Linked DNA regions of Homo sapiens: region 1 is linked to region 2. The links are chromatin loops, found by intact Hi-C in ENCODE. Cell type or tissue: heart left ventricle. All regions are shown on one strand. Each heading gives the region's core, and the rest is flanking DNA. Links, peaks and the distances in the headings are about the cores only. Region 1 holds the start of L1CAM (L1 cell adhesion molecule). Region 2 holds the start of PDZD4 (PDZ domain containing 4).

What was found. Hi-C counts contacts between places; a loop is a spot of excess contacts. Peaks named below come from ENCODE experiments on the same cell type or tissue, not always from the same donor. Only the 100,000 strongest peaks of a DNase experiment are listed, where the experiment ranks them.
Region 1: it touches region 2 in a loop (2.4-fold over the local background); 16 of 110 quality-filtered maps call a loop at or near these places.

Annotation. Positions count from the first base shown.
Region 1 is chrX:153,884,001-153,893,269 of GRCh38, reverse strand. It overlaps L1CAM (L1 cell adhesion molecule), which reads left to right and starts at 7,097. Exons shown (of 29, transcript NM_001278116.2): 1 at 7,097-7,205. It overlaps L1CAM-AS1 (L1CAM antisense RNA 1), which reads right to left. Exons shown (of 7, transcript NR_130768.1): 3 at 8,997-9,269; 4 at 7,834-7,907; 5 at 7,293-7,462; 6 at 6,213-6,307; 7 at 4,280-4,773. In heart left ventricle, for the core only: no CTCF peak of the experiment used is centred there; no DNase peak of the experiment used is centred there; H3K27me3 peaks cover 2,604 bases.
Region 2 is chrX:153,822,703-153,831,971 of GRCh38, reverse strand. PDZD4 (PDZ domain containing 4) reads left to right here and starts at 1,428. Exons shown (of 8, transcript NM_001303512.2): 1 at 1,428-1,733. The coding sequence starts at 1,674. RefSeq lists an enhancer at 4,470-5,048. In heart left ventricle, for the core only: no CTCF peak of the experiment used is centred there; no DNase peak of the experiment used is centred there; H3K4me3 peaks cover 2,700 bases.

The sequences.
Region 1 (9,269 bases), core at 922-8,921, 61 kb before region 2:
CCCAAAGTGCTGGGATTATAGGCATGAGCCATCATGTCCAGCCTCTCTGTTCTTCTTTATCTGCTCCATCTGGGGGTTAGGACTTCAACGTGCGAATTTTGGGGGTACACACACATTAAGTCCATAACAGATGGCCATACTGCCTATCACACAGCTTGAACCAACCTTGGCCTCAGCTGCCTGGACCAGGAGCCCGCACCTGGCCAAGACTAGCTAGTCCATAGGCTGGTTAGTTGCCTACGAAGTTACCTGGCATGAAGGCTCCACCAAAATGAGGATAATGAGTATTTGGGCCCATAAGTTTCTCTCTCTTGGAATTGAAACTGCAGTGAGATTAGAAGCCAAAAGACATGTGCAGAAAAAGCCACGGGTATTTGTCACAAAGCAGGAGAATGCCAGGAGAAGCAAAGACATGAAGAAAAGATGGACACAGAGGAGAGGGGACAGCAGCTGGTGGGTAGTGACAGGCACCGTGGGGGCTACAGCACCATAATAGCAGTTCAGGGGTGGGAGTGTGGGGGTGTGGGTAAGTCCCTAGAGCTACTGAAAACCAGGCTTCCCAAAGCTCAGACGGCTGACTCTGCCTGGGTTCCTGTCCACATATCTGAGCTCACTGCCTTCCTCATTCCTACATGATAATAGGGCCCACCTCATGTGGCTAGTATGTTATCCCAGGCCGTGCATTGTGTAGGAGGAGGGAAGATGTATTAGTGATCTGTGGCTGCAAACCAAATCACCCCCAAATGCAGTAGTTCAAAATGACAGTAACCATTTATTATCTCATAATCTCTGTGGGTCAGGATTCAGGAGTGGCTTAGCTGGATTGTTCTAGCTCAAAGGCTCTTGTGAGGCTGCAGTGGGATTCTGGCCATGACTGCAGTCATGCAAAGGCTTGGCTGGGGCTGGAGGATCCTTTTCAAAATGGCACACTCATGGTTGTTGGCGGAAGACCTTTGTTTCTCTCCATGTGAGCTCCTCCATAGGGCTGTTGAGTGTCCTCACGATGTGGCACCTGGCTTCACCCAACAGAGCAATCCGAGAGAGAGAGAGAGAGAGAGAGAGAGAGAAAACAAGGAGGAAGCAGCAGTGCCTGTGTGACCTAGTCCCCACAGCTGCAGCCATTGCTTCCGCTTTATTCTTTTCATCAGAAGTGAGCCAGGTGTGGTGGTGTGTGCCTGTGGTCCCAGCTCCTGAGGAGGCTGAGGCGGGAGGATCACTTGAGCCCAGAAGTTCGAGGCCGCAATGAGCTATGAACATGCCACAGCACTCCAGCCTGAGTGACAGAGCAGGACCTCAACTTCTAAAATAAAATTTAAAAAAGAAATGAGGCCGGGCACAGTGGCTCAAGCCTGAAATTCCAGCACTTTGTGAGGCTGAGGCGGGCGGATCACCTGAGGTCAGGAGTTCGAGACCAGCCTGGCCAACGTGATGAAACCTCGTATCTACTAAAAATACAAAAATTAGCTGGGCGTGCTGGTGGGGGCTTGTAATCTCAGCTACTTGGGGGGCTGAGGCAGGAGAATCGCTTGAACCCAGGAGGTGGAGGTTGCAGTGAGCCGAGATCACGCCACTGCATGCCAGCCTGGGCAACAGAGTGAAACTCCATCTCAAAAAAAAAAAAAAAAAAGTGGTGGCTCACACACCTGTAATCCCAGCACTTTGGGAGGCCGAGGTAGGTGGATCACTTGAGGTCAGGAGTTCGAGACCAGACTGACCAACATGGTGAAACCCCATCTCTACTAAAAATACAAAAATTAGTTGGGCGTGGTGGCCCACGCCTGCAATCCCAGCTACTTGGGAGGCTGAGGCAGGAGAATTGCTTGAACCCAGGAGGTGGAGGTTGCAGCAAGCTGGGATCACACCATTGCACTCCAGCCTGGGCAACAGGAGCGAAACTCCATCTCAAAAAAAAAAAAAAAAAAGTGAGCCACCAAGTCCAGCCTATACTCAAGAGGAGGAGAATTAAGCACTACCTTTTGAAGGCAGGAGTATCAAATAATTTATGGACCTACATTAAAACCACCAGAGCAGAGGTATTAGTTAACTTTAGACTTTATTAAGAATGCATGTTAAAATAGGTAGAGGAACTACTAAAAAATTCATAGAGCACTTCTAAACAAACAGAGGAGAAAATAGAATGAGAGAACAAATCCAGTCCATCTAAAAGATGACCAAGAGCAGAGCATCTGCCTGGGCATATTGACAGCTCTCGGCACTCACTCCCACCTTGTGGGCTCTGCATGGCAGAGGCTGGAAATGTTCCAGACTCCAGAGCAGCTGGACTTTGGGAAGCAAATTTAGTTTTGCCAATTGGCAAATTGGCAAATTTGCCAATTGCCAAATTGGGTGTGCTCACATGAAGTTTGGATGACTGAAGGAAGGGAAGCCACACTTCTGCTGTGTGGGGCTGCGTTTCTGCTGGACATCAAAGAATTTCTGGGGTCTAACCTTCACTTCTTGGTTGTTGAGGGGCACTTGTGGCAGCAATGGCTTCCTGGTCCCAGCTTGCTGATCCTCAGGTCATGACTTTGGTGGTGTCTTTTTGAACTCAAAGGTTACACTGGCCGCCTCCCAATCCCCCATCTTGTGGATGGTGGCAGAGGTAGCAGCTCCCTTGAGGAGCCAGGTCTGCACTGGTGTTATCAACACCTAGCCCAGAGTCCACTCCTTTGGCCCATCCAATGGTCAGGTAAGCATCTAATCCCTTCTACAGAATCCCTTTCTGTTCATGATCACGGGAGGAATTTCTGCTTCCTACCCTGAACCTTTGAGAGGTGAAGCCAGCTAGACTTCCTGGGTGATGTGGGGACTTGGAGAACTTTTCTGTCTAGCTAGAGGATTGTAAACACACCAATCAGCGCTCTGTGTCTAGCTAAAGGATTGTAAATGCACCAATCAGCAGTCTGTAAAAACGCACCAGTTTTCTGTGTCTAGCTAGAGGATTGTAAATGGACCAATCAGCACTCTGTAAAATGGACCAATCAGCACTCTGTAAAATGGACTAATCAGCAGGACATGGGAGGGGACAAATAAGGGAATAAAAGCTGGCCCCCCCCCGCCCCCCACAAGCAACGGCAACCTGCTTGGGTCCTCTTCCATGCTGTGGAAGCTTTGTTCTTTCACTCTTCACAATACATCTTGCTGCTGCTCACACTTTGGGTCTGTGCCACCTTTAAGAGCTGTAACACTCACCGCGAAGGTCCGCGGCTTCATTCTTGAAGTCAGCGAGACCAAGAACCCACTGGAAGGAACCAACTCCAGACACACCTTCACTGATACAATGTGGGGGTGAGGCCAGGTGCAGTGACTCACTCCTGTAATCCTAGCACTTTGTGAGGCCAAGGCAGTGGATCACCACTTGAGCCCAGGAGTTCAAGACCAGTCTGGACAACATAGTGAGACCTCACCTCTACCAAAAAAGAAAAAAAAATTAATCAAGTGTGGTGGTGGCACATCTGTTGTCCCAGTACTTGGGAGGCTGTGGTGGGAGGATCACTTGAGCCCAGGAGGTCGAGGTTGCAGTGAGCCATGATCACACCACTGCACTCCAGCCTAGGGAACAGAGTGAGACCCTGTCTCAAAGTAATAACAACACTAATAAAAAATAATAAAGTGGAGGTGGGGGAGAGAGATGGGGAAAGCAGGACAAATAGAAAGCAAATACTCACCTGGCGTGACTACATCCAGAGATAGCAGCAGTCATCACCGTGTGACCAGCTGACCTGCACAGTTCAAAGACAAAGGCAGGTTCAACATCAATCTACCACTTGACTGAACAATCCACTCCTAAGCGGTTACCTTAGAGAAATGAAGACACACATTTACACAAGCTTGCATATAAATGTTTAGAGCTGCTCCATCATAATCACACAAAGCTGGAAACTACCCAAGTGTCCTTCAGTGAGTGAATGGCTGAACAAACCCTGATCCAACCAAACAATGGAATACTACTCGGCAATCAAAAGGAAATATACTGCTCTCTCTCGCCCGCATGCTCTCTCTCTCTCTCTCTCACACACACACACAAACACACACACCAACATGGATGAAGCTCAAAAAGTATGCTGCGTGAGTGTGAAAGAAGCCAGACAAAAGAATATATACGGTATGATTCCATTTATAATAAAATTTAGAAAAGACAGAAATCAGATCAGTGGTGGCCAAGGGCAGGGGGTGGTGGGAGTGGTTGGCTGCACACAACATTCACCAAAACTCCTTGAACTGTAAACCTCAAAAGGATGAATTTTACTGTATGTAAATTATACTCCAATAAAGTTGATTTTTTTTTTTTTTTTTTTGAGACAGGGTCTCACTCTGTCACCCAGGCTGGAGTGTAGTGGTGTGATCATGGCTCACTGTAGCCTCAACCTCTTGGGCTCCAGCGATCCTCCCACCTCAGCCTCCTGAGTAGTTGGGACTACAGACATGCACCACCATGCCTAATTTTAAAATTTTTTTTGTAGAGACGTGGTCTCGCTGTGTTGCCCAGGCAGGTCTCAAAGCTGATTTTTAAAAAGACAAGAATTGTTAGACAGAATCAAACCAAACCAAAACCCAACTATGTGCTGTTTCCAAGCGCTACACCTGAGATATGAAGACACAGAAAGATTGAAAGGAGAACAGAGAAAGACACGTCTGGCTGAGCCCACCCCGCCTGCCTGCTGGCACTTCCTTACTGCCCCACTGTCGTCTGTGGCTTCTGCGTCTTCTGCATGCTCATCACAGGGTCAGAGTCTGGGGCTTCCCTTGTCCAGTCCACTGTGTCTATGAGGGCTGGGTCACAGGGAGCAGGGCTGTGAGAAGCACTTGACGTTGAAGGGAAAGAGACAGTCATCTGTCTACTTGGTGTCCCCCTAACCTCCAACAGCAAGCACATGGCAGTGGGGGGGTGGCTTGCCTCTTGTTCAGGGCCAGTCCCTCCTGCTTCTCCTGGGACTTGCTCTGCCCTTGGTCTTCTGTCACTCTTGCTCTTGCTCCCATTGGCTCCTCCACTTCATTACATGGAAGTGAGAATGGGCATCGTGGTCAAGCAGAAGGGAATTCAAGTCCGAGTTCTGCCATTTACCTTCTGGGCTATCTTGGGTGGGTCATTTGACCCCTCTGAACCTTGGTTTCCTCATCTGTGAAATGGGGGCACTGATAGTGCCAATTTCTTCCTGGTTGCATGACTGCCCCTCTCTGGACCTTGGGTACCTCACTGGGAGAGTGAGGATAATAACAGCACCATCATCTGGGGTGTGTGTGTGGATGCAATGAGCCAGTGGAGAGAAAGAGACCTTCCTAACTGTGCTTGCTGGACCCAGCCTTGAGCTCTGTGGGCTTTGGTTTTCTCATCTGTAACGTGGGGCGAATGCTTCAACAGACCTCCCCAGGTTGGTGTGCAATTTAAATGTGCAGGAAATGTAACGATGGCAGGTCCATGGCTGTGCTCAGGAAATGTGATGTCGTGTAATCCTAGTAATGAATTTTTTGTTACCATAAATGGACCCATCACTACACATTAGCAGGTGCGTATAAACGGGCTCTATTCCCTGCTTACTTCACCATCCTGATGGGCATCAAACCCTAGATTAGGTAAAGGATTTGCAGAAGTTGGGGCTTGGAGGAAAGGCTGGGAACGTAGGGAGTGAGTGGAGGCAGCAACTGGAAAGGAGAGAGGCCTATCAGAGTTCAGATCAGCAAAGGCAGGAAGCTGACCACAGCTCAGTGCCTCATGGAAAGTACGCCCTCTTGGCCCAGCTCATGAGCCTGCTGGCCTCGTGACCCAGGCGGGCTCAGTTTCCTCTGCTGTCACCTGAAGATGCCCTGCAAGTGCCCCCACTCTGGAAGCAGTCTCCCTAGCCGTCCGTCTTCACTCAGGTGCCTAGTCTTGTCCATTCTCCTCCTAAAGGCTGGGCAAACATGGCATCCAGACCCTCTCTGAGCACAGATGGGTCCACCCCAAGCTTCCCATTCCAGGGGAACTGAAGCTGGCACTATGGGGGTGGGGCATCCAAGCCAGGATGCCAGGGCTGCTCCCATGTGGGCCCTCCAGGGCCCCACACCACTTGGGGAGTCTTGTGAGACTGAGTCGAGGGCCCCTGGAATGCTTCACTGGGCAACAGGCATGCCCATAAAAATACCGTGGCCGCCAGATCTGCAATCTGCCATCGGGGCCCTAGGCCTTCCTAGCCCTGAGGCTGCAGCCAGCTCGCCGGCTCCGGAATTCTTACCCCCTCCATTTTGCTTCCTCGCCTGTGAGGTCATGGCCTTGAGCCTAGGAGGGGGCACTGGGGAGGAGCTCCTTCCTTCTCGATCCTGTGCAGGGCTGCGGGGGAGAGTGGGAGAGAGTGGAGTCGGCGGGAAAGGTCGAATGGGGCCAATCCCGAGGACAAAGAAATAAGACACCAGAGAGCTGGAGGAAAATCTGGGAGTTGGGGGTGGCAGTTCGAGGGATACCCTCTCCCAGACCCTGTCTCCCCTGGGCTCGCCTCCTACCCTGCCGCCCACCTGGGCTCTGGGGTGCGCAGGAGCCGGTGCTCCGCGGCGCCTCCCCAACACGCTGAGGACGAAGCCCCCGCACCCCTCCCAACAGGACCCTGACTGGGCCCTCAGGATCGGGGGGCATTCGGGAGAGGTCCCGGGAGTCCTGCCCTGTGTGTGTGTGTTGGGGGGGCGTTGCGTGCAGGTGCCCATCGCTGGCCGGCGCCGTCGAGGGCCAGGCCGAGGCTAAGGGAGCATCCCCTTCCTTGCCGGACTCCTCTCTCCACCGCCCGGCCCCAGGCCTCTGGGAGCACTCTCGCCCCGCGATTCCCGCTCCGAGCTTTCACAGCGGGCTCCCTTGCGCTGGGGCTGAGGACACTCTCCGGCCGGAGACTCCCGGTCTGCGGGGAAGGGGGTCTGGCGGGACCCGTCGGCTGGGGTCCCGCTGAGCTCCCGGAGTGGGCTGCCCGGGGGCCCCCAGCCCAAGCCGCGCTCGGCTGGCACCAGGGGCTAGGGTGCGGCGGGGCGGGGCGGGGCGGGGCGGGCGGCCGGGGAGGTGATCTCACTCCTCCCTCCCTCTCCTCCCCGGCGCTCCCCTCCCCCGCCCCTGCGCGCACGCCCGCCCCGCCCCGCCACAGCCGCTGCTGCCGCAGCATCGGCATCGCAGACGCGCTCGGGCGGCGGGTCCGAGGCCGGCGTGCGCGGAGGCTGGGCGGGCAGCCCGAGCGGTGGCCGCAGCGCAGGTAAGGCGGGCTGGCCTCCCCGTGCGACCCGGGCCGCGGCCGCGATCCCCCGGCGACACCACACCGCTCTGCCCGGGGTGCACGGACCAGGGAGTCCCGGCCCGGTCCGGCCCGCGGTAACCGGCGTTGCTGCCGGAGCCCCACCCATGCCGGGCGTCGGGCTCCGGGCACCGCGGGCTGTAAGCGGGGCGGGGGAGGGATGCCGGGTGCCCGAGCCCGACAGGTGAGGGGTAACCTGCGGGGCCCCAGATGCTGGCCTGGGCGGGAGAACAGGGCGGGGGGCGTCAGGCAGGGTCTGTGTGGGCAGGCGGGGGCTGAAGTTGGCGGGTCCCCGTGCGTGTGTGCGTGTCTGAGAAAGGAAGCCAGATCGGGTCGAGCGCTCCCCCACAGGCCGCCGTGGGGTGTGGCCCTGGGCGTGGCTGCCCCTCATCCCCAGCCGAGAGCTCAGTTTGGTTGAAAATCCCGGCTGACAGCGTGGTGAGGGGTAGATCGGGATAAGCCGCCCCTGCAATGGGGGGAGGGGAGTGAACGGGACTGGGCGCTGCCTGCCCCTCCGCCCCAAGGTTGGGGGGGCTTTGTTCTCCTCCTTCTTCTTTCCAAATCCCAGCCTGGGCTCCTCCGGGCTCACCCGAAAACCTGCCGCAGAGCCAGGGGCTCCTCCCCGGAGGCGTAGGGCGCCTCTGGAGCCCGTTTCCACAGGCTCTGTGGCCAGTCAGGGCTGGAGTGGGTGAGGTCGGTTCGGGCACCCACTGCTGTGCCTCCCGTGCATGGGTGTCCATCAGGTAGGGTCCATCAGGTAGGGGTGAGGGAAGGTGGGCCTCACTGGCTCAGGCGGTCCCTGCGCACTGCAGGTCTTTTGCCCACTGCCACATCTTCCTATCTCTGTGCGGTTATGGGAGGGGTCAGCGATTCCTATTCCCTCCATTCCAGGTCAGACTTTTGGGGCCTCTTGGTTGGCAGGGATTGCAAAGAACACGCACTACAATCCATTGCCCCCGACAGGGTATCTGGACCCCCCACCTATCACTGTCCCTCTCAGGAAGGCAGGCCTAGAGCCATCTGCCCCCTTCTCCAGAAGGAGTGGGGGCCTGGCACCCCCCAGGTAGATACCCTGCCCCTGTTAACCCCACCCTGAGGGCAGGGGCATCGGGGCAGCCCAGTGCCATCTCTGCTGACTCATGTGGCCCTGACGTAAATCAGTGCAGTCCGCCCTTCTTCCCCTGGGGGCTGCTGCCCAGCATCATCTTTCTGGGGCGGGGGCCTCCCCAGGGCCTCTCCCCTCCCGTCAGCTCCTTGCTGCAGGTGGTGGGACTTGGCCCAGCCTGGCCTCTCCCCTGGCACAGCTCCCATGCAGTGCCCACATGTGCACACCTGAGGGCTCCAGAGCCTTTGAGGACTCGGCTGTCTTGGCCACATGGGAAGTTTGGGGCAGGGTTGGGCCTGGGACCTTCCCACCTCCTTGGCTCCTGGTCATTTCTCTCTGCTGCATCTGAGTCTCTCTCCATATTTATTGATGTTTGTGTGTGTATGATCCCGAAAGTAATACATCTTATTGTAGGACACTTGAAATATACAGAAAAGAACAAAAGAAATTAAGAATCGCTAGTGATCTGATCACCAAGAGGGAAACACGTTCAGCACGCCCCAGCCTCCCTGGTTTGCTACACCGCGCTCCTAAAAGGCTCCTCCCCAAGTTCCCAGCTGCCAGCTCCCTGCTGAGCATCAGGAGGACAATCAGCGCTTCAAGGTGGCGGGGTCCCCTGCCCTGCAGCCAGTGAAGAGCTTCCCTACCCAGGCGCTCAGGATCCCAGCGATGGGCAGTCGTGTACTGGGCAGCTGCTCATGGCCAGTGCTCCTTTGGGCCGGGCTCTGGGCTGCCCATGGAAGAGCCAGTGACAAACTGGACCAGCATTGTCCCTGTCTTCGTGGGGTGTCACTTGTTTTCTTTTTTCTTGATGATTATCTGAAGGGAAAAGGGAGGCAAAGAGTGAGGAAGGGCCTGGCCTGAGGGCTCCTACAGTGAGCAGGGTGCCCAGATTGTGCCCCCAATCGGCCTCTCCCAGG
Region 2 (9,269 bases), core at 618-8,617:
GCTGAGCCCTCAATATGACGCCATTCCTCAAGACTAGCCAGCCATTGGGTGGCAGGTTGCAACCTGCACACCAGCCCTTGTCTCAAGTTCTGCTTTCTGGGAGAAGCCCTGGATAAGAAACTCGCCTCTCTTCTCCACATTCTGGGCAGGCCCGCCATTCTTGATTTCTCTTCTAACGAGGAGCCAGGGAGGAAAGGAAGGGCTCCGATTCAACAGCCCCGTGTGGCTGGGGGTTCCCTCACTTGCCCAAACCTGGAAATGAAGCATGTAGCAATTTCTCCAAGTGATCTCCTGCAGCCGGGGCAGCCTCTGGGAACGCAGACTTCCACCCGCTGCTGCTTTCCAGGCAAAGGCCTTCTCCCTCCAGGCTTGTCCAAGAAGACGGGGAGGTGGTGGGAGAGAAGAGGAAGAGATGGAAGGGCTGTGAAAGCGGGGACCGGGTGAGGGCTGGGGCTGAGGAACAGGTAGGCGGCGGGCCCAGGCTGGCCAGTGCTGTGTGCAGGCCCGGGTCCCAAGGCCTCCGAGGCCACTCTCCCCACGACCCACCCCCTCCCCACGCTTCGCTCATCCTTTTTTCTTTCTCTCTTTCTTTTCTTTCCTCCCTTTCTCTCTTTCTTTCTTGTTTTAAACAAAGGTGTCCGTTTCAAAGACAGCAGGGAATGGCTGAGTTGAAGGAGGGATGCAGTCATTTAAGGCGAAGCCCGAGGAAGGAGCAGAGGCGTGAGGGCTGCTGCGTCCAAGACCGGGGAGAGGGGCTGAAATCGCGGACTCTCTCTGGGGGACCCAGGAGACTGCTCCTCCTGGCAGGACCCCTCTCTCCCAGAGCGGCATCGCGCAGACAACGCGCCTGGTGCCCGCCCCTCAGGACCGGACGCCGGGTGTCGTGGGGTGCCTAGGACCCCCGCCCGCTTCCGTCGAGCGCCCGCCCCCGGCTTCCCGCGCCGGCTCCAGCGCCCCCGCCGCTCCCTCCCGCAGCCGGCCCCGCTCCCCTCCCCGCCCCTCCCGGCGCGCGTGCGCCCCGTGCCCGCGCCCCTCCCCCGCCGCCGTGGGCGCGCTCGCGTGCCCGTCGTCCCGGGCGGGAGCTGGAGACGGCCAGCGGCTGCTGGACGAAGAGCGGGCGCCGGGAGCTCCGAGAGCGCGGCCGGGCGAGGCGGGAGCGCGGGCGCTGGCCTGGCCGCGGGCGGGGGCCGCCGCCGCGCCGCTGCCCCCCTGTCGCGGGCCGGGCCGCGGCGCCGAGCGCGAGGGCCGGGCTCCCGGGGCTGGCGGCCATGGGCAGGAGCCGGAGGCGGCAGCGGCAGCGGCGGGCCCCGCGGGCGGGGAGGCGCGCGGCCCACGGCCCCTGACGGCCCCTGGCGGCCCGGCGCGCCCCCGCGCTCCCTGGGGGGCCGTAGCCTGGCAACGCCCGGCGCGCCCGCCCATCCCCCGCTGCCCTTTTTCTCCTGGCCGGGTGCGAGGGAGCATGCCCGCGCCTGGCCTCGGCCAGCGAAGAGTTAACCTGAGGGGCGAGCCGCTGCCCCCACCTCGGGGGCGTGCCCCCCTCCCCCGCTAGGCGGCCCGCCCCCCGCGCCAGGGTATGGCCCCTGGCCCCGGCCCGGGACCCGAGGTCCCGCGCCCGGGTCAGTGAAAGGCGTCTTCCCGTTCCCGCCCTCCGCCTCCTCTCGCCGGCCAGCAACATGGGATGTAATATGTGCGTGGTCCAGAAACCGGAGGAGCAGTACAAAGTGATGCTGCAGGTAGGGCCGCCGGCGCTGCGGCGGGGGCGCGGCCCTCCGCGGGGAGGAGCGGGCCAGTGGGGAGGCCCGGAGCGGCGGGCGTGGGAGAGCGGGAGGGCTCGAGGAGGACAAGGTAGGGAGCCGTCCGCACCCTCCCATCCTGGGGCTGTTGGGTGTTGGCGCTCCGTGGGAACCAGCCACGGGTGGGGTGGGAAGTTGGGGTTGGCCCGGGTGGGGCGCGCTTCCGTCCCGGGAGGCGCGGTGCGGCGGGCGCGGGATGGAGGTTGCATAGCAACGAGCGCAGTTCCCCGCACACGCTCTCCCCGCAGGACCCAGGGCGGGGGAGGGAGCCAGGCTCCCGCCGTGCGGGGGGCGCCGAATCTAGATCCCGGCGGGCCTGGAGCGTGGGAGTGCGTGGGCGTCCCCGGGCGCGGTCCAAGTCCGTCCGGGGGCTGGGTGCCCACCCCGACACCCACTCCCGCCTGGCCCTGCCCGAACGATGGGCTCCCGGGCCTTAGGCGTCTCGGGTGAGTGGGCGCCGCCGGGATCAGCGGGTTGGGCTCTCTGCGGGTGGCAGTGCCTGGCCGGGCTTTGCGGGGCGTGGACCAGCAGGGCCCCGCGGGGAGGGAAGGAGACGCGGGGCCCGGAGCTCGGACCTGGAGCCCAGCCCCGCGGCCCGGAACGGGGCTTCTTGCCTGTGCGTGGCGTGACTACGTGAGTGCGTTCCTGTGCCCCGTCTCTGTGTGCGCGGAGGCTCCCCCGGCCCCGCATTTGTGTACTTTCTGTGTGCACCCTGCAGACTGTCTAGAGAAATGTCCCGGATGCTGTGGGCTGAGACCTCCTAGGGCTAAGTGGAGGGAGGTCAAGGTCAAGGCACCCAGGAGCAGACAGGGCTCAGACAGGTATGCGTTTAGTGGCCTGGATTCAACTCCCGGGTTTATTGGTCTGGACTGGGAAGGAATCAAGTGCTTTGCAGGAGGGGTGTTGGCTTGGGAGAACGTGGGGGAACCCGTGCAGGGATCGGCGAGAACTCCGGGGCGGGGGCGGGGGCGGGGGAAGGAGGGGCTGGGCACGGGGGAGAATTCCCAGGAATCCGGGGACTGACTTCACGCTGTGAGCCGAGCTCCTCTGGCCACCTGGTGCGGGAGCCGAGGGGCAGGGCGGGGACGCAAATCTTGCCCCACCCTGGCGGAGCTCCTGGTCCTCTCTCCCCGGCCCTTCTCCGGGGGTGCGCGGGGCCCTCGGCTTCTCCCGTTCGCTGTCCTCCGCCTTCTTCCCTCTCAGTTCCCGGCTGCCACTCCTCGTCTCTTGTTCCCGCTGTTTGGAAACCTTGTGTGGCCATTGCCAGCCCCCTAGCGGGATAGGAATGCGACCGAGAGGGCGTCCTGTGGAATCCGTGTTGGATTCCAGGGCTGGGATGGTTGGTTGACGGGGACTCTGGATCCCATCCTCCTGCTTCCTTTTCGGGAGTCATTCCATCAAACGGCAAGCGATTTCTCCAAGCGATTCCTCCGGGGCCGTTTTGACTTTCCTGGAGAAGGATTGGTGTCGCACTTCATTTAAGGCCAACCTCGTGGGGACGTGTGGATAGGGGAGAGCGACCCGAGCTGCACCCCAGGCCTGAAATGAGCCATGGGACGACACCGGTAGCCCTTGGGGCTCCCCACAGCCCTCCGGGAAGGCCTCGGCAGGTCGGGCTGGGCCTGCCTTCAGGGAGGTGAACTTGGGTGGGCCCTCCCTGCTCTGCGCCCTAAGCTCTCCTTCATGGAAGGGACTTGCCCACCCCAAGGAGACCCGCCAGGAGGAGGGCCACTGCCGCATGCGCCCTCTGTGCGCTTTCCTGCTGGGCTCCCTTTGAAACCGTGGGAGTTTGGCTGCAAACTTTCACTTTCTACATTCCTCCTTGGCCCAATCAAAGCCGGGATTTTACGAGGAGAACCATCCTTCACAACTAAGGGAAAACAAGAGGACTGAAAAAAGTAGATACGGAAAGCAGTGCAAGCCATGAGCTGTCCCAGGGGACTGCGCTTCTGGGGGTGGACGCATCACCAGGTCCCAGCCTCTTCAGAGGAGAAGGAGCTTTTGTTCCAAAAGACAGGTCAGCTTCTGGGACCCCGTGCCTGCCTCCCGGCCTCCTTAAACACGGGTGCTCCCCCATCTTTAGGGGGCACTTCTCCCTGTCCCCCCTGAGTAACCTCGTCCGCACCTTGTCAGGGTGAGGCACTTCATGGGCCTGATTTTCAGAAAGAAGCACATGTGCATCTGCAGCGCCTTCCATCTACAATCCACAGAGGCCTGGGATCCCCAGGCCAGGAACCCCCAAGTCTCTAGCCTAGCCTTGTGTTCCAAGCCATTTTCTGCCAATGACTCACAACACTTCCAAAATTACAGCTGTATTGAGCTATCATTCTCCTACTGCACAACTTACCCTTTCAAAGTGTACAAGTCAGTGGTTTTTAGTATACTCACAAGGTTGTGCAGCCCACACCAGTAATTCCAGAACGTTTTCATCACCCCAAAAGAAACCCTGCACTCCTTAGCAATCACATCCCCATTTCTCCCTCAAACTTCCTAGCCCCTGGCACCCACCAATCTACTTCCTGTCTCTATGGATTTGTTTATTCTAAACATTTCATAGAAACTGACCTTTTGTGTCTGGCTTTCATTAATCATAATGTTTTCAAGGTTCATCCATGTATCAATAGTCAATTTCTTTTTATTGCCAAATAATATTTCATTTTGTGATATACAACATATTTATCCATTCGTCAGTTGATGAGCATTTGGGGTGCTTCCACCCTTGGGCTGTTGTGAATAGCGCTGCTGTGAACACTGGTCTACTTGTATCTGTTTGAGTCCTTGCTTTTAATTCTTTGGAGTGTGTGCCTGTAGCCATTGAACTGTTTTCCACAGTGGCTGGAACCAGTTTACATTCCCACCAGCAACATATAAGGGTTCCAATTTCTCTATATCTTTGCCAACAGTTGTTATTTTCTGGGTTTTTGTTATGGCCGTCCTGCTGGGTGTGAAGTGGTATCTCATTGTGATTTTGATTTGCACTTCCTGTTAGCTAAATGATGAGCACCTTTTCTTGTGCTTGTTGGCCATTTGTGGATCTTCTTTAGAAAAATGTCTGTTCTTAAGCCAGCGCCACACTGCTTTCATTACTGCAGCTTTGTAGTAAGTTTTGAAGTAAGGAAATGAGAGTCCTCCAACTTTGTACGTCTTTTTCAAGACTGTTTTGTCTATTCTAAGTCCCTCAAGTTTCCATATTAATTTCAGGATCAGGTTGTTAATTTCTGGAAAGAAGCCAGTTGGCATTTTGATAGAGATTGCATCAAATTTGTGGATCAATTTGGGTAGTATTGTTCATGAGCATGGGGTGCGTTTTCCATTTATTTAGGTCTTTAATTTCTTTACATGATGTTTTGCACTTTTGTTTAAGTTTATTCATGAGTATTTTCTTTATGATGCTATCATAAATGGAATCGTTTTCTTAATTTTACTTTCAGCCTTCTCATTGCTACTGTATAGAAATACAATTGATTGGCTGAGCGTGTTGGCTCACACCTGTAATCCCAGCACTTTGGGAGGCCAAGGCGGGTGGCTCACCTGTGCTTAGGAGTTCAAGACCAGCCTGGCCAACATAGTGGAACCCCGTCTCTACTAAAAATACAAAAAAAATTAACGGGGCATGGTGATGTGTGCCTGTAATCCCAGCTACTCAGGAGACTGAGGCAAGAGAATCGCATGAACCCCAGAGGCAGAGGTTGCAGTGAGCTGAGATTGCACCGCTGCACTCCAGCCTGGGTGACAGGGCAGGACTCTGTCTCAAAAAAAAAATTGATTTTTATACATTGATCCTATATCTTGCGACCTTACTAAAATTGTTTATTAAGTATAATTTGTTTAGTAGATTCCTCAGGATTATCTACATATTAGGATCATGTCATTGGCAAATAGAAATCGTTTTTCTTCTTCCTTTCCAATCTGGATGGCTTTGATTTCTTTTCTTTTCTTTCTTTCTTTTTTTTTTTTTTTTTGAGACACAGTCTCACTTTGTCACCCAGACTGGAGTGCAGTGGTGCAATCTCGGCTCACTGCAGCCTCCGCCTCCCGGGTTCAAGTGATTCTCCTGCCTCAGCTTCCCATGTAGCTAGGATTACAGGCACACACTACCACACCCAGCTAATTTTTGTATTTTTAGCAGAGACGAGCTTTTGCCATGTTGGCCAGGCTAGTCTTGAACTCCTGGCCTCAAGCAATCCTGCCCGCCTCGGCCTCCCAAAGTGCTGGGATTACCGGTGTAAACCACCGTTCCTGGCCCTTCGATTTCTTTTTCTTGTTAATTTGCTCTGGCTGGAGTCTCTAGTACAATGTTGAATAGAAGTGCCTGTGAATGTCTTTCCCTTGTTCCTCATCTTAAAGGTAAAGAAGCTTCCAGTCTTTCACTAGGGGGTATAAAGTTAGCTGTGGCTTTTTCATAGCTGTCCTTTATCAGGGTAAGGAAGTTCCCATTCTATTCCTAGTGTGTTTTTATCATGAGAGGCATTGGATTGTGCAGTGCTGCTTCTGTGGCTAGTGAGATGACCACATGGTTCCTTTATTCCACGGATGTGGGTTGTCACAGGCACTTTCGTGTGTCATGTCGGAACCTCAGCCCCATTCCTATATTCCAATCATGTCCTCCTAGTTTGGAAAATCTGGGACCTCCCCTGAAAATGGAGGATTACTGCGTGTTGAGTTAGGAAAAGGAAGCAGGCTGGTTGCCCAGAATGGAAGGCAGGAAACAGCATGTCCCCAGCTCCGGAGCCTTTTCTGCAGCCCATGTCCCTCCACTGCCACCAGGCCCCCTTGTCATATATCTCATCGTGGTCCACACTCTGCTGAACTTGTCTTGGCCTTGGCACCCCCTCTCTGACACCATGATGTGCTTGCTAGCATCCGAGCACGCCGGAGATGGTCAGGGGATAAACCCCTGGTACTTAGGACTGGTCTCCCGCCCATCCTACTCAGGCTTTACAGGGGGAGTGGGTCAGGACCGCCTGTCATCTCCCCTCTGTCCACATCGAGGGAGGCCAAAGGACAGCTGGCCAGCCCTTCTGGTGATCTCCCAGGCATTCTTGCCTAAAGCACCTGCATGTGAGCCCCCATGGTGCTGGCAGCCATCCTGGGTGCGTGGCATTCAGCAGGGAGACACTGCAGACAGGGCCTTGCCCCTCCCCCAGACTCCCCTTTTGTTGTTGTTGTTGTTGTTGTTTGAGACAGAGTTTCGCTCTTGTTGCCCAGGCTGGAGTGCAATGGTACGATCTGGGCTCACCAAAACCTCCGCCTCCAGGGTTCAAGCGATTCTCCTGCCTCAGCCTCCCGAGTAGCTGGGATTACAGGCATGCGCCACCATGCCTGGCTAATTTTGTATTTTTAGTAGAGATGGGGTTTCTCCATGTTGGTCAGGCTGGTCTTGAACTCCCGACCTCAGGTGATCCACCCACACCGGCCTCCCAAAGTGCTGGGATTACAGGAGTGAGCCACCACGCCTGGCCCCAGGCTCCCCTTTTTGTAAGGGGGAGACCATCGCCAACATGTAGGCAACTGCGGGGGAGAGAAAGTACTGCTTGAGTGCGGGAGCGTGGCTGGCAGCCAGTGTCCCCTCTTCAGCGACGTCTTCCTCCAAACTGCTCTCCCACCCACCAAGCCAGGTGGCTTCTCTGGCTCCCTCCTGCTTGCATGGGGGCTTCCTGTGAGCAGGGATTTGGGTCTGGCATGGGCACTCTGCCTCCCCGCCTCACCAGCACCAGATGCTGCCAGCACATCCACGCTGGCCTCCACCCTTCCAGGGGAAAGCTGGACTCTCAGTCAACTCAGTGGTTCTGCCGCAGAAGCTGACTGGGGAAGAAGCAGGCTCTGAGAAAGTCCTTGTGGAGTGGAAGAACAGAGGGCTGGACACTGAATTCTGACTGCCATCTTCTGGACCAGGTCATCCTGTTTTGTGTCATTGTCCCAAGATTGTAGAATGCCCTTTCCCCTCTCATCTCGGGGTTCCTGAGGACTGTCCAGTCTGCTGAAATGAAATTCGATAGTGCCAGAGAGCAGATTCGTGGTTGCAGGGATGGGCAGAGGGGCATGAGGACACTTTTGGGGAAGATAGAAATGGCCACTGTCCTGACGGTGGTGATGGTTCCCCAGGTTCATGTATGACATATGAACACCTGCCCTTTGCACACTGAAGATGTGCAGGTTACCACCCAGCAACAGACCTCACCAAAGCTTTAGAACAGGAACTCCATGGCCACATGCACGCATCCTGGGGAGAAAGGTGTCCTTTCCTTCCTTCTACTTCAGGGGCCCTGCCAGAGAAGGCAGTGCAGTGTGGAGATAGGAATGGAGGCAGCCACCAACTGACAGCTGTGTGGCCAGGGGCAAGTCGCTGCATGGCCCACTGGCTCAGTGACTCAGTTTCCTCAACTGTGAAATGGCAGTGAAGAGTGCTTGCGTCCGAGGGCCATTGTGACAAGGAAAACAGATGGTGTGTCCCCCGGGATCTCACTGGGTGGAGGAGGGAGTTGCTGCCCTCGGGCCATTCAGTTGGTCATTAAGAAGTGGAAATTGGCTGGGTGCGGTGGCTCACGCCTGTAATCCCAGCACTTTGGGAGGCCGAGGCGGGTGGATCATGAGGTCAGGAGTTCGAGACCAGCCTGGCCAGCATGGTGAAACCCCATCTATACTAAAAATACAAAAAATTGACCAGGCGTGGTGGCTCACGCCTGTAATCCCAGCACTTTGGGAGGCTGAGGTGGGCGGATCACCTCAGGTCAGGAGTTCGAGACCAGCCTGACCAACATAGAGAAACCCCATCTCTACTAAAAATACAAAATTAGCCGGGCATGGTGACACATGCCTGTAATCCCAGGTACGCGGGAGGCTGAGGCAGGAGAATTGCTTGAACCCGGGAGGTGGAGGTTGTGGTGAGCTGAGATCACGCCATTGCACTCCAGCTTGGGCTCGAAACTCCATCTCAAAAAAAAATATATATATATATATTAGCTGGGCATCATGCACCTGTAGTCCCAGCTACTCGGGAGGCTGAGGCAGGAGAACTGCTTGAACTCAGCAGGTGGAGGTTGCATGAGCCAAGATCAAGCCACTGCACTCCAGCCTAGGTGACAGAACGAGACCCTGTCTCAAATAAATAAATTAATTAAATAAAAAATAATGAAAAAGGAAATTATATGGAGAAGGCCTTACATCTGGGTATGTCACAGTTAATGCCCAGTGACAGAAGAATGTCCAATATTATTCTGAGAATTTCTCTCAGGAAAGGGACCTCCAAGTTTTGAAGAAGTGTGATGTAGTACAATATTAGTTAGGACAGCCTGGGCAACATATTGAGACCTTGTCTCTACAAAAATAAAAAATTGCTCAGGCGTAGTGGCATGCGCCTCTAGTCCCAGCTTCTGGGGAGGCTGAGTGGGAGGATTGCTTGAACCCAGGAGTTGGAGGCTTCTGTGAGCCGTGATTGTACCACTGCACTCTAGCCTGGGCAATGGAGCCAGACTG